3 separate regions of the Homo sapiens genome follow, and regions 2 and 3 are each linked to region 1. A link is a contact called in ENCODE Hi-C or POLR2A ChIA-PET data. All regions are on one chromosome and are shown on one strand. The core of a region is the stretch at or near the end of the contact, and the rest is flanking DNA. Distances in the headings are between cores, read along the strand shown.

Region 1 (3,878 bases), core at 1,110-3,609:
TGCTATTGAACTTTGAAGCGGTGATATGAGGAAGACAGTTGAAGTTCAGAGGAGAGGGTGGGGCTAAGGATATACATTCAGCAGTTTGGAAATATACCATATTCGAAGCCTAGATTTATGGTGCGATTTCATTGCTTGAGAGTATAGATGAAGAGGGACAGGGAGTCAGGAGAGGCCTGTCTGTGCCCTGGCGGTTAGAGGTTGAGCAGAGAAGACAGGCTTGGTGAAAGAGGCTGAGGAGGAGTGTTTGTAGAAATAAGAAGAGAATCAGTAGAGACAGGTGTCATGCAAGGACAGCGTTGGCAGAAGCTGTGTCAAAATGAACAGAGCAGTCACCTGTGCTGAATGCTGCTCATGGTTTAGAAAACAGAGAGCAGGAAGGAGAGAGTATTCTTGGGGCTGTGGTATGTAGTGAGTTAGGATGCTCTCAGCAGCCAGGAACTGAAACCCCATCTCGCATTGGCTTAGATCACGAAGTCACTGGTTGTCCCCATTTCACAGAAATCCAGAGCACAGGCTGTGGGAGGAGTCAAAGATGCCATCAAGGACCCAGGTTTTCCCATCTCTCTGGACTATTTTCAGCTTGGGCCCCACTCTTAGGCTAGTAACAAGTCTCATGTGGACACAATGATATTTAAAGGAAGAAGGAAGACCATCCTTTCTGTGGCTTTTCTCCAGAAAGCTCCCTGGCAGATGTCCCCTGGCAGTCCATTGGTTGGAAATGGGTTGCATGCCTCTAAGCCAATGTTGGGAATAAGAATAGAATCCGTGGATCACCTGAGGTCAGGAGTTTGAGACCAGCCTGGCCAACATTGTGAAATCCCGTCTACTAAAAATACAAAAATTAGCCATGCATGCGTGGTGGTGCATGCCTATAATCCCAGCTATTTGGGAGGCTGAGGCAGGAGAATCACTTGAACCCAGGAGGTGGAGATTGCAGTGAGCCCAGATCATGTCACTACACTCCAGCCTGGGTGACAGAGCAAGACTTCGTCAAAAAAACAAAAAACAAAAAACAAAAACAACCGGAACCCCTGTTAGGTTAATTAAGCCCACCCCTGTGGAGAGACGCGGGAACCTGAGGGCTGTGGTGGGGAGGATATGGGAGGACTGCGTTCATCACTGCTCCCGTATAAGTTCATGTGTATGCAGCCATGACACACAGTCATCAGTGACATTTAAGAGTCTGTAGTTCACCCTATATAGGCATAGGTATAGGCATCACCTTCCCTACTAACTCCCTTGACAGTTTCCAAAAGAGGCAAAACAACAGAAACAAAGCTTTCTAGTTTTTGTTTAAGGGAAGCACTTAAAGTAATAAGACTTAATGACACGTAAAGTCTATTGTGGTTTCCTCACTGTGGGACAGGAAAACTGGGTCCTTATGTGACTGTCAACCTGACTGCCTCAACTAGACATGACTTTGCTGACTGTCTAGATTTGAATGTTGGGGGTCTGTGCCCATCATCCTAACCACACTTTTTTCCTGTCTTCTTCATTTGCTGGTGGCCTTCATTAATTCCTGGGCCAGGTCTAATGCTTGTGACCTAAGACAGTGATTTGGAAAACAGTACGAAGATTGAGTACAAGTTTAGGGCTGTGCAGAAGGACCTCAAGAGTGTCTCTATCTTTGTTTTTCTGTGAGGCAAAAGAGGACTTTGGCAATAGATTGCCTGGCCCTTATCTATACACAATGAGTCGTTTGTTGAATTTCCCACCTCATGGGGCGGGGGAACGAATGCTACTCAGTGTAAGATGCAACTTCAGGATAAGAAAGATAAATATTAACCGTTTCCAGAAAAAACTTATGCGTGTTTAATGATATTCAGAATAAAGGTCTCAAATTAGAATATATTCTAATTCTGTTTTATTCTATTCTATTCTAGTCTGTTTTAGAATATATTCAGAAAACTGTTTCTTTCCACGAGGTTGCCCTGGGAGAAGCTTGAGCTGAGGCCTGAGTCTGCTTAACATCAGGCTGTAACCAGCTGGCCAAACAGCTTTGATTTGTGAAGTCAGTGTCTGAGGGGAATTTATATGAGTGGCTCTAGGGTCTCTGCCACAAATAAATCACACAGGGACCTCTTTTCCTGAGACGACCGGAATGCAATGGAACAATCGGCTCAAATCCCTGTACTTATTTGAATTTCAATATAAAAATCCATTTTCACCTACAGCACGTTCATAAGCAGATCTCTGTTAGTTCACTTGCCCCTGAAGAGCTCTCTAGGATGGAAATCCGTTCCTGTCCCAGGATCCATGCTCCTGTCCCTGTGGCCATGTGATCTGAATTTCTCTTGCCTTTTAAGGAAACAGGCTCTGCTGCTGGCCTTGGTTCAGCCGCTGCATTCCAGCCTGCACACATGGAACGCATTGCCTGCCACTGAGCAGGACAGCCTCGCCAGCGTGGCAGAGAGCAGCACTAAAAATAGCGGGGTGCAGCTCAGCAGGCTCTGCCGCGCAGCCTGGCTGTCTTCTGTGGAAGTGGAGGCACTGTCTGCGGAGCCTCATCAGGACTCAGCTGATTCCCTTGTTTGGCTGAAGTTGTTACTCAAACCCCAACCCAAATTAATTGTTGATGTACAGAGAAAGGGCACCATTCTGGAGCCTCTCGGGGTCACTCCCTTTGTGACCTCCCTGAGCACAAGGCTTAGGCCTCCTTAGGCTCCAGGAGCAGGAGTGGGATTCTCACTAGACAATTTCAAAGTGGGTTGAATGTGTGATAACAGGGGATGTATTGGCAGCCAGGGCAGCCACTGCGATGGTGGCTCAGAGACCCCCCTCAGCCTCAGTCCCTTGGGGTCCTTTTGGAGCTCACGGAGCATACTTGGTCTAGGTGGAGTCACAGTCTTGTGTCTTCAAGGGCTGGGTGGGTCTCTTGGGCAGAGGAGGAGCAAAGCACTAGGGACTGCTGGGGCTTGAGGCAAATAAGGAAGAGGTGTCCATTCTAAAGGCATTGGGGTTTGAAGACTTGAATACACTCCTGCCAAATAAACGTCTTCTGGGCAACTCTGGCCCTTGAGCCACCAGCTTGCAATCTCTGGTTTAGAGGCACTGAGTTAAATGCACCTCTAAGTACATGTTTCTGTGTCTGGTCTTCTGTAGAGTGCTGCGCAAAGCTTCATCTGGCCTGGGAATGAATGCCCTTGCCCTTGACCAAAAGATCATTGAATGTGACCCCAACAGAAAGACTGTACAGATGACAGACCTAGGTTTTATAGTGAATGCATAGGTGTTTCGGCGTGAGAGTGGCCGGAGTTGTCTGAAGGTCCGGTTGTGTTAAGTAGCCTGTTTCTATGAAGAATAAGCAGAGTTCTTGACACAATGCAGATGCGCGTTCTGGATGTGCTGCTGAACCAGTGCCATGAGGAAAGAGGAGACCAAGCTTTATTAGGCACCAGATGCCGAGGAAGCTTCCATAAATGGAGAGCCTGAAGAAAGGAGCTTCTAGAAGGAATGCTTCAGACCAGGTCCTCCAGCTCCAACTGGCCTTGGAGATTTGGCCTATACTGGTCATCATCCTATCTGGTAATTAAAAAATCCAAGCAGATCCAAGAACAATCATGCTGGCACGGGCGTACGTGTAAGTTTTAATGTCTGGTAACCATTTTGGTGTGTAGTTAGCAAGCAATGGTCTGTGCTATGGGATGTGCATCCACAAGGATGAATGCATTAGAGTTTCTGTCTCTCTGGCCTAGCAGGGGAAACAGATGTATAAACAATGACTGCTGTGCAAAATGATAGGAGCTTTGATGAAGGCATGCGTGCCATCAAGAGACCCTCTGTGAACCACGCACTGTGAAAAGCAGTGGGGATAAGAAAATGAAAAATCTTGGCCCTTGCTCTTAAATAGCATTGAGAGACAGATGCACAGGCAA
Region 2 (4,498 bases), core at 1,355-3,854, 36 kb after region 1:
ATTTGTAAATCCTATAATCCAATATTCTGTGTGTGGGCTCCTTTGTCCTTAAGATGAGACATGATTTCCAAATTGAGGTTGAAGAACTTTGAAATTCATTTCCTGGCATTATGCCCAAACCAGCCTGTCTTTGAGAAATCCTACCATCTAGAAGTGGCTGAGTTTCTGACTAGGTTGTGGTCACTGTGGCCTCCAGTTCTATTCAATTTGCCCTCTTGGGAAATGTGCCAGAGACTCCACCAGAGGCTCATCGCTTCCATCACTGCTGGTGTTCTCAATGCCACAGATCATTTTGGACGCAAAATGACAAGCATTTTACAGCAAAGCCTTATTAGCAAAAGGGAATTAAGTAAGAAGCTAAGGCAGGACTCATTTTACGTGCACATTAGGGCAAGGCTTTTGTCCTTTGCTTCCAGTTGCTTCCAAGTTACAATAATTTCCCTAATTTGACAGTATGTTAGAAGATGCAGATAATTTCCTTTAGGCCTCTAAAATTTGCTCACCTAGGAATCCCTCCCTGTCCTGGACTTTTCTTTACTTCATCCTAAACACAAACTTTCTCTTGCCTAGACAAACCTTGACGTCCGGTTCCCTGCCCACTCTTGCCAACAGCACCCAAGTCCTACCAAAGCCAGTGAGAGCCTCTGAGTTTTCCAACTGTGGTGTGGGTTGTTTGGATCTGTTGATTTTTAAAATGTTTTAATTCACTTTGTGCTTTGATTTTATGTAGACAGGGAGATGGTCATTCTCCGAATATTCTGATTTTCCATTTGAAAATAATTACTATTGTGCAAAGATGGTAAAGCTAAATTATTTCAACAAACCAATTAGAATATCCATTTTATGAACTGTTCTCTATTTTGGAAGAAAAATGAATTAAAACAAGACTAACATCAGGAAACTTTTCACATAACACATATTTATTACACACCCTCTGAACGAAGACGTTGTATTGGGCCCCAAGGCTCCCAGCCACTGAGCTCGTCGTGGCCTGTGGGGGCTGATTTGTCATCCAAGCCAAGATAGACATGGTTCCTGTCGTCATGGAGCTTGTCTCAGAGGAGAGGCATTGATCAGAAATGAAGTGGATTCATTAAGGGGGCCAATATTCGTTCAGGGTTAGCTCCACTCATTCCTGCCTGACCCCTGAGCCAGGAGGGGCTGAGAGATGCCCCAGATGGTGTTACCGAAGTAAAAAGGCGAACAAACATTTTAGGAAGCTTTTAACATGGGTTGAAACAAATTCAGTTAACCAGAAACCCATTCCCAATTTAATCCAGTTAATTGAGGTGTTATACAAACCCAAATATGCTTTTTGGGGAACGTCTGTATTTGCAAAGACGTCAGTGGTATATTTCCTTTGACCTGAAAACCTGGTGAGGTTGGTAACACAAGAATTGTTGGTCCTTATTTTACCATTAAGTAGAAACATGGCTTCTGAGTATTTCCTGTGTGCAGAGCCCTGTTTTCCCTGCGATGGGGTTTTTAAAAAATTGACATGAAAATGATTGGCCTTGATTACAACGTTAAAATGAAGAAGTTTCAGTAAATTCAAGTGCACAGGATGTACATTTTCCAGAGGGAGGTCCTCAGAGCCGAGACAGATCTAAGCAGCCTCAAGTGGCCACTGGGCTCAGCGTGGCCTGTGGGGGCTTATTTGTCATCCAAACCAGCGGTGTGGGTGGCTGAAGAAATTCCCACAAGCTGCAGACCACGGTTGACTCTCATGGTTTTTATTCGGTACTACGGAAGGCATTTCCTCCGAGATGATTCACTGGGGAAATTTGATATACTGTGGGGTGATGGGGCTGGTCTCTGACATTTTCATTACTGTATTAATTTTGTGTCCTCCCGACTCCTATCGGCTCCCACACGTACACAGCTGGCTATTGTTTCCCTTCATTCCAAACATGTATAACGTTTATTTTAAAAAAAACTCCAGAGCAGAAATTTACATCAATCCCTTTAAAATTCCATTCCGTTCGTTTTGGCCCGCTCTTCCAGTTTCCCACTCTGTGAATGAGCGACTTTGAGGGTGAAGGCCTTTGCAGTCCAGACTCTGCAGCTCTGTGTCACTGGGGTCCCACCATGTCACGAGCTTCTTTGCAGGTGCCCACGCGAAATGCAGACAAGACTCCGCCCAAGGTTCCAACAGACCGTCAATGAGTGGGGACAGCAGAAATCACAGGGACAAAGTTCACTTCTTATTTTTTTCTGCAATGTGTAGTGAAGTTTTTGTCTGAGAACAGATGACCATGTGGACAGCCAGCCCTGTACGGACTCCAAAGCTGGTGTTTGGAATGAGGGGCTTTGGCTTGCTGGCTTCCGTTGTGTCCTCTGTCCCCAACAAGCCATAGACCTTTTGTCTCTTTCCATGGATCCCCTTTCACCTGGCAGCGGAGTCCCTGCTGCCACCAAATGCAGACCCCCAACCTGTGTTCTGCGTCTCCCTCTGTCTCCTAAGCACCTTGACTCTACAAGTGTCTCCGTCTTTTGTAGCATCAGCATCTGTCTTCTGTGTCCTTCCCATCAGCCACATACTCCTTCATAGCTTTCGTCCTAAAACAAACAAACACCACCACCAGCAAGCTTCTTGAACTCCACAGATTACCCAGCTCCCTCTCGTTTCTCAGCTCTATGTCTCAGCCAAACCCCTCCTTCTAGCCTCTCTATAAACTGCTGTCATCAGGCTCTGACCCCACGGAAATGTCCTTTTGCCCCACCATCAGTATGCTCCATGCTGTGACTCTGTCCTCATCTTACCTAAGCTACCCTTGGTGGGCTTTAGTACCCTTGGCCTCCTCTAAAACCTTTCTTCTCCCAGCGTCCATGACTCCATGCTCTCCCGGTTTTCCCCAGAGTGGGAAGCCTTCCATCCTATTCACAGCAAAGCCCTGCCAGCTCTAGTCCAGGTCCGTCTCTGCTCTCACCTCCCTCTCCCCATCCTGCCTGGTGTCCCCTGACTTGGAGGGAGCACATGTGCTTGTTGCTATGGTGCAGGGTGGACTGCCAGGGAGGTAATGGTGGAGCCCAAAGAGCCTTCACATCTGAGATGCAGCAGGAGATAAAATGAGAGTGTTCCCCAGCTCCAATCTAAAGTAAAAATGTTACAGCAAAGGGCCTGGGATTTAGGTATGCCAATACAGGTTACAAATGTAATATGTGCTATGAAGCGAAGGCTCTTTCCATATTTAAATACACTACAAAACAATTCTGAAAGAATGTGACTAGGTTATATTCAAAACGATAGTGCAGGAGGCATCCCTCTTTCTTTAAAATTGCTTGCTTGAAGGTAGGTCATAAAATGAATCACTGGTCAGCATTTTGGCAGCCATGCTGGGGCTATGCTCCCGGGCACTGGCCTCATTTGCCTCCTTTGGAAACGAGTTGCAACTTAACTCAAGCCGAGCCAGGCAGCCTGTTAGCAATTATAATGCAATACTACAAGATTCATATCCTGTTAAGGGACTTTAAAAATCAGATCATCACTCAGAAAGCCTAGCAGTCAAGTCAGAGTTGTCAGAGCAAAATGGAACAATCAAAACCCCAGAGCGAAGCTTTGTAATTTTGTAGCAGGACAAGCCGCAGACAAATCCCCTCAGACACGGAGTTAAAGAAGGAAGGGCTTCATTTGGCCGGGAGCTTCCGCAAAACTCACGTCTCCAAAAACCGAGCTCCGCAAGTGAGCAATTCCTGTCCCTTTTAAGGGCTTAGAACTCTAAGGGGGTCCACGCGAGAGGGTTGTGATTGATTGAGCAAGCAGTGGGTATGTGACTGGGGGCTGCATGCACCGGTAATCAGAACGGAATGGAACAGAACAGGACAGGGATTTTCACAGTGCTTTTCCATACAATGTCTGGAGTCTATAGATAACATAACCGATTAGGTCAGGGGTCGATCTTTAACCAGGCCCAGGGCTCGGCGCCGGGCTGTCTGCCTGTGGATTCCATTTCTGCCTTTTAGTTTTTACTTCTTCTTTCTTTGGAGGCAGAAATTGGGCATAAGACAATATGAGGGGTGGTTTCCTCCCTTAATTTAGTTCACTGAACAAACTGGAAAAAGTGAGCCCGTTTCAACAGATACGATGAATTTGTTAAGTTTGTATTACTCTCACCTTTAACAATAAAAATCTTCAGCTTTTTACTAAAAATGTATGGAGAGAATATTCTAGATTCTATCACACGTTAGGACTGACAGATGAGAGATCTACAGCACCACACGGTTATTAAAATGATGAATGTGAGTAGAAAGCCACCATTACCCTAAACACAGCACAATGGTGGCAGTTTTCCTCTTGCTTAGGCATTTGGTAGATGGAGAAAATGAAAAGCTGGGTCAAAGTGTACATTTTTTTTTCTGTCAACATACATGCTTTTTATTGTGGCAAAGAATATTATACATGGCATAAAATTTACCACTTTAACCACTTTTGAGTGTACAATTCAATGCATTAAATATTCATATATTTTTTTGAAACTTTTATTTTAGGTTCAGGGGT
Region 3 (4,292 bases), core at 12-2,511, 40 kb before region 1:
TTATTTATTTATTTTTAATAAATTGTAAAGACCTGGATCAACTGCTTGGAAGTGAGCATTATTTTTGAATAATGCTATATAATGAAAAAGAAGCTATATAATGAAAAAGAAGAAATACTCATCAAATGTTACAATGGGCTATTACAACTCAGCGTGTGAGCAGAGCCAAAACTTGGTTTCATGAAATGACTTAAAATTGAGTAGTTCATACAATTAATTTCAATTCTACACACAAGGTAGAAACTGGATTTGAATTCGGTTTCAGTCACGGGCTCTTGAGGACTCAGTTCTTCCTTTTGTGGTCTAATGGCCTGCTATCCCTTCCCTTAGGACCACAGTGCCAGGCTCAGGCCAAGCTGAAATGTGTCCCTCCCACTGGGCTTCAGCATGCCTACATCCCCTTTCTAGAGTCTCCGCAGGCGGCCTCTGGCCTGAGCAATGTATCACTGAGTGCTGCTGGACTCTCATGGAACTCTAGCATGTCTCTTTTGGGAGGGGCCAGGCCAGATTGTTGGTTTGTAGAGGAGAACAGTGTCCCCTTGTCTCAAATTTTCCATGGAAGGTGGCCAAGATCTTCCGCTGAAGCAGGTGGCATTACAGCGAATAATGGCAAACTGGTCACCGCAGATCACTGGGCTGGTCCATTGGAAGTGGAGAGTGAGGTTCCTAGGTTGATGTAGCAGATGACTGAGCCCCACAACAGAGCTAGTCGGTCACAGCCTCTGCAACACCAACCCTAACTTTGCAAAGACCGCCTGGGACATTCATAAAGTCCCACCCCAAACCTTTCTACTGCTGAGGAAACAATTTTGAGGTGGAAATTAATGGATTACTTGTGAAGTAAGCCCACATGTTTGAACTAAAGGTCACCTCTGGAGCATCCAGGAAGATGTTGCCAAGTCGTGAGCCCTACCTAAGTACACGAGACGTTTAGGTGCACATGTGTGTGCTTCAGATATTTTACTTAACCGAGTGTGTGTTGTGTTTGGCCGGGATCACTTGGAGAACCTGGGACTCCCTTCCATTATAATTAATGTATTTCATGACTTCTCAGTACAGTTGGGAAGGTGGAAGAAAAATAGACAGGTTGACATTCCCTTTTCACATTCCTCATTTGAAACTGGCTGGGATCGTGCAGCCAAAAGGAGTCATTATTTTGCTTGGCAGGTCTGCAGTAATTCTCAAAACTTCCATTGGGTGATTAACAGGAGCAGCAAGGAAGCAAAACTTCACCCGGATGAGGGTGGAGGAAGGGTGTCTGTGTGTGCGAGTTTCCCCAGGGCTGATGAGGTGTGGTTTCTGGTTCTTGGCACGATGTGGGTGCTTGGGAAGATTCCCCTGAGTAACCGCAGAATAAGAGGGTGAAGTCTGAAAGAGCTCTAGGCCCCATGCCCAGCGTCCCATGCTCCCCCTCACAGTTTGTGGGACTTTTTCTTCCACAGGGTGGCTTTGGCCGAAGGGGACCCCCCGGAGCTAAGGTGAGCCTCATGCAGTGCCCCCTGGAGACTCTCTTCAAACAGCCCAGATGCCGCCCAGCCCAGGAGTGAAAAACACTCTCTCCTGTGAACCCAAAGCTTCGGAGACAGATACCAATCAATTTAGAAAGTTGATTTCGCCAAGGTTAAAGACATGCCCGTGACACAGCCTCAGAAGGCCCTGATGACACCTGCCCAAGGTGTTCGGGGCACAGCTTGGTTTTACACATTTTAGGGAGACATGAGACATCAATCAATATGTGTGAGATGTACATTGGTTCGGTCCAGAAAGGTGGGACAACTCGAGGCAGGGGAGGAGGCTTCCAGGTCATAGGTAGATAAGAGACAAAAGGTTGCATTCTTTTGAGTCTCTGATTAGCCTTTCACTGAATACACAGTTTACCAGAACAGTCACCTATGCCTTAGTTAGGCTTAGTGAAAAACAGGGCGAAGGAAGCAATTGGATATGCCTTTGTCTCCCATGAGCAGAGGGATGACTTTCAGTTCTGTCTGTCCTTTGTCCACAAGGAATTTCCCTGTGGGCAGAATGTGAGGGAGGTATTCAGCTTAAAAAAAAAAAAATCTGGCCAGGACGGTGGCTGATGCCTGTAATCCCAGCACTCTGGGAGGCTGAGACAGGCGGATCACCTGAGGTTGGGAGTTCGAGACTAGCCTGACCAATATGGAGAAACCCCGTCTCTACTAAAAATACAAAATAGCCAGGCGTGGTGGTGCATGCTTGTAAGCTTGTAATTCCAGCTACTCAGGAGCCTGAGGCAAGAGAATCACTTGAACCCGGGAGGCAGAGGTTGCAGTGAGCCAAGATCATGCCATTGCACTCCAGCCTGGGCAACTAGAGTGAAACTCCATCTCAAAAAAAAAAAAAAAAATTCTTTGTAGCTATCTTATTTAAGAATAGAATGGGAGGCAGCTCTGTCTGATGCAGTTCCCAGCTTGACTTTTCCCTTTGGCTTAGCGATTTTGGGGTTCTGAGATTTATTTTTCTTTCATCCTCCTTGGGCTGTTCTGGCTCCCGAGGCTCTGTCAGCCGTCTCCTTAAACAGCCTCTTCTGCAGAGTCTAGAGAAAATGGTGCCCAGTGGGGACTTGGGGTCCAAGTGCAGGAAACATGACTGAGGCAGTAGTGTCCCGGGCGGGCGCCTCTTCCAGAACGTGCTCACCTATCTGGCCATCAGCAACCCGCAACTTCCCGGTGTCTCGGTCCTCTGCTTTAGGTCTAAATGATCCCTGTTTCACAAAGCTGTCCGAGGAGAGGTGAGGCAAGAGTGAGGAACAATTGTAGAAGTGCAGGGAGACAGCTGGCTCCTGTGCTCAGTGTCTCACCTGGGGTTACCGCTTTGATCATCTGTTACCTCTGGAAGAGCTGAGTTTTCCCTGGTTGCTTTCCAAGTCCCTGGCCCAGAAATGACTGTAGAGCAAAGAGCTGACATTGACAGGAACCATCCTGACTCCTCCCTGCATCTTCTCTTATTTCAAAGGGCAACAAGGGCGGTCCTGGCCAGCCGGGCTTTGAGGGAGAGCAGGGGACCAGAGGTGCACAGGTGAGTGCTTCCGTGTGTGACTGTGTGCCCTCTGATATTTCACAAATCATTTAAAAAATGATTGGGTGGCATTTATATCCGGAAAGTTAACCATTTTAAAGTGAACAATCCAGTGGCATTTGGTACTTCCACAATGCTGTGCAATCATCACCTCTATCTAGGTTCAAAACACAGTCTCGAAGGAGACCTGTACCCATTAGCAGTCACTCCCCATCACCCTCCACCCCGAGTCCCTGGAAACCACTAATCTCTCTCTCTTTATGGATTTGCCCACTATGGATATTTTGTATAAATGGAATCATTTACTAGGCAGCTTTGTGTGTGTGGCTTGACGGAGCATCATGTTCTTGAGCTTCATCCACATTGCAGCATGTAGAAGCACTTCATTCCTTTACATGATGGAAGGATACTCTGTTGTGTGGCTACAGCACACTTTGTTTATCCACTCATTGGTTGATGGAGATTTAGGTTGTTGCCATCTTCTGGCAATTGTGAATGATGCTTCTGTGAAGATTCTCCTACACGTTTTTGTCTGAATGCTTGTTGCTTGTATACATTTTAAGCTCACTTGCCTATTCACGATCTGGATTGAGGCAGCTGCTACTGCAGCTAAGACAGGATAATTGTGGGTTTTGGTGGCCGTTTTTGGCCAGCAGAAGTGAGGTTCCAGGCCCTGTGGGATGGGCAGATGCCATGCAGAGGCTTCTCATGGAAAGTCACCTCATTAGCACTCACGATGGTCTTTTCCTTCCTCAGGGCCCAGCTGGTCCTGCTGGTCCTCCAGGGCTGATAGGAGAACAAGGCATTTCTGGACCTCGGGTAAGCCTGTCCTAATACCAGCCCCCTCTCTAGCTGAACAGAGGGCACATTGCCAAGCAGGCTGAGAGAGTTTCTCGGATGATGCTATTGTAGACAGACCTCCCTTTAGCTCTCCTCTTTGGCAACAAAAACCCCAGATTTAACCTCAGGCCTTGCAGTGACTGGCTACTTCACCCCAAGAAAGTAAGAGTTTCCTTTTTTGGTGCTCCATGGGCCTCTAAGTCTCAATTCTGCTCCTTCCAAGTGTCCCTGGGTGGAAATCAGGGGATATGCCTCAGGATGGAATCCTGGAAAATCTAAATCTACCAAAATGCTTAGATTCTGCAAGGTGTTTCCCCTTTGGTCCCTGGAGATAGCCCCTTGTGCTTATGTATTTTGTATAGTGAGTGCCTCAAGTTCACCCATGAGTTCAGCACAGAAGATGGCCCTTAAACTTG

The links. A loop is a pair of places that touch in the nucleus more often than their neighbours do. ChIA-PET counts read pairs that join two places held with the same protein, here RNA polymerase II (POLR2A). Pooled maps may share reads with other maps.
Region 2: a map of IMR-90 shows a loop between it and region 1 (2.5-fold over the local background). The contact joins two enhancer-like sites. A Hi-C loop is called at or near these places in 19 of 168 maps with a recorded cell type or tissue (HepG2, IMR-90, Right ventricle myocardium inferior and 9 more) and 18 of 50 pooled maps. POLR2A ChIA-PET finds 5 or more read pairs at or near these places in 6 of 52 experiments (AG04449, AG04450, BJ and 3 more).
Region 3: a loop to region 1 is called in a map of posterior vena cava, with 1.9 times the contacts of the local background. The contact joins two enhancer-like sites. A Hi-C loop is called at or near these places in 1 of 168 maps with a recorded cell type or tissue (posterior vena cava) and 1 of 50 pooled maps. POLR2A ChIA-PET finds 5 or more read pairs at or near these places in 2 of 52 experiments (PC-9 and Panc1).

What each region holds. Positions count from the first base shown.
Region 1 is chr2:237,313,857-237,317,734 of GRCh38, reverse strand. No RefSeq gene overlaps it. Among named protein-coding and RNA genes, the nearest start is that of COL6A3, 98 kb to the left of the region's middle. RefSeq lists enhancers at 1,905-2,505, 1,105-3,878. Within about 2 kb of position 2,359, at least 26 of the 41 ENCODE cell types and tissues checked have a DNase peak (open chromatin) inside an H3K27ac peak, as active enhancers do; they include IMR-90, ascending aorta, gastrocnemius medialis and 3 more, where a contact is called at or near this core.
Region 2 is chr2:237,277,662-237,282,159 of GRCh38, reverse strand. No RefSeq gene overlaps it. Among named protein-coding and RNA genes, the nearest start is that of COL6A3, 130 kb to the left of the region's middle. Within about 2 kb of position 2,604, at least 11 of the 41 ENCODE cell types and tissues checked have a DNase peak (open chromatin) inside an H3K27ac peak, as active enhancers do; they include IMR-90, ascending aorta, gastrocnemius medialis and 3 more, where a contact is called at or near this core.
Region 3 is chr2:237,352,085-237,356,376 of GRCh38, reverse strand. COL6A3 (collagen type VI alpha 3 chain) reads left to right here. Exons shown (of 44, transcript NM_004369.4): 24 at 1,443-1,478; 25 at 2,974-3,036; 26 at 3,793-3,855. Among named protein-coding and RNA genes, the nearest start is that of COL6A3, 60 kb to the left of the region's middle. Within about 2 kb of position 1,261, at least 4 of the 41 ENCODE cell types and tissues checked have a DNase peak (open chromatin) inside an H3K27ac peak, as active enhancers do.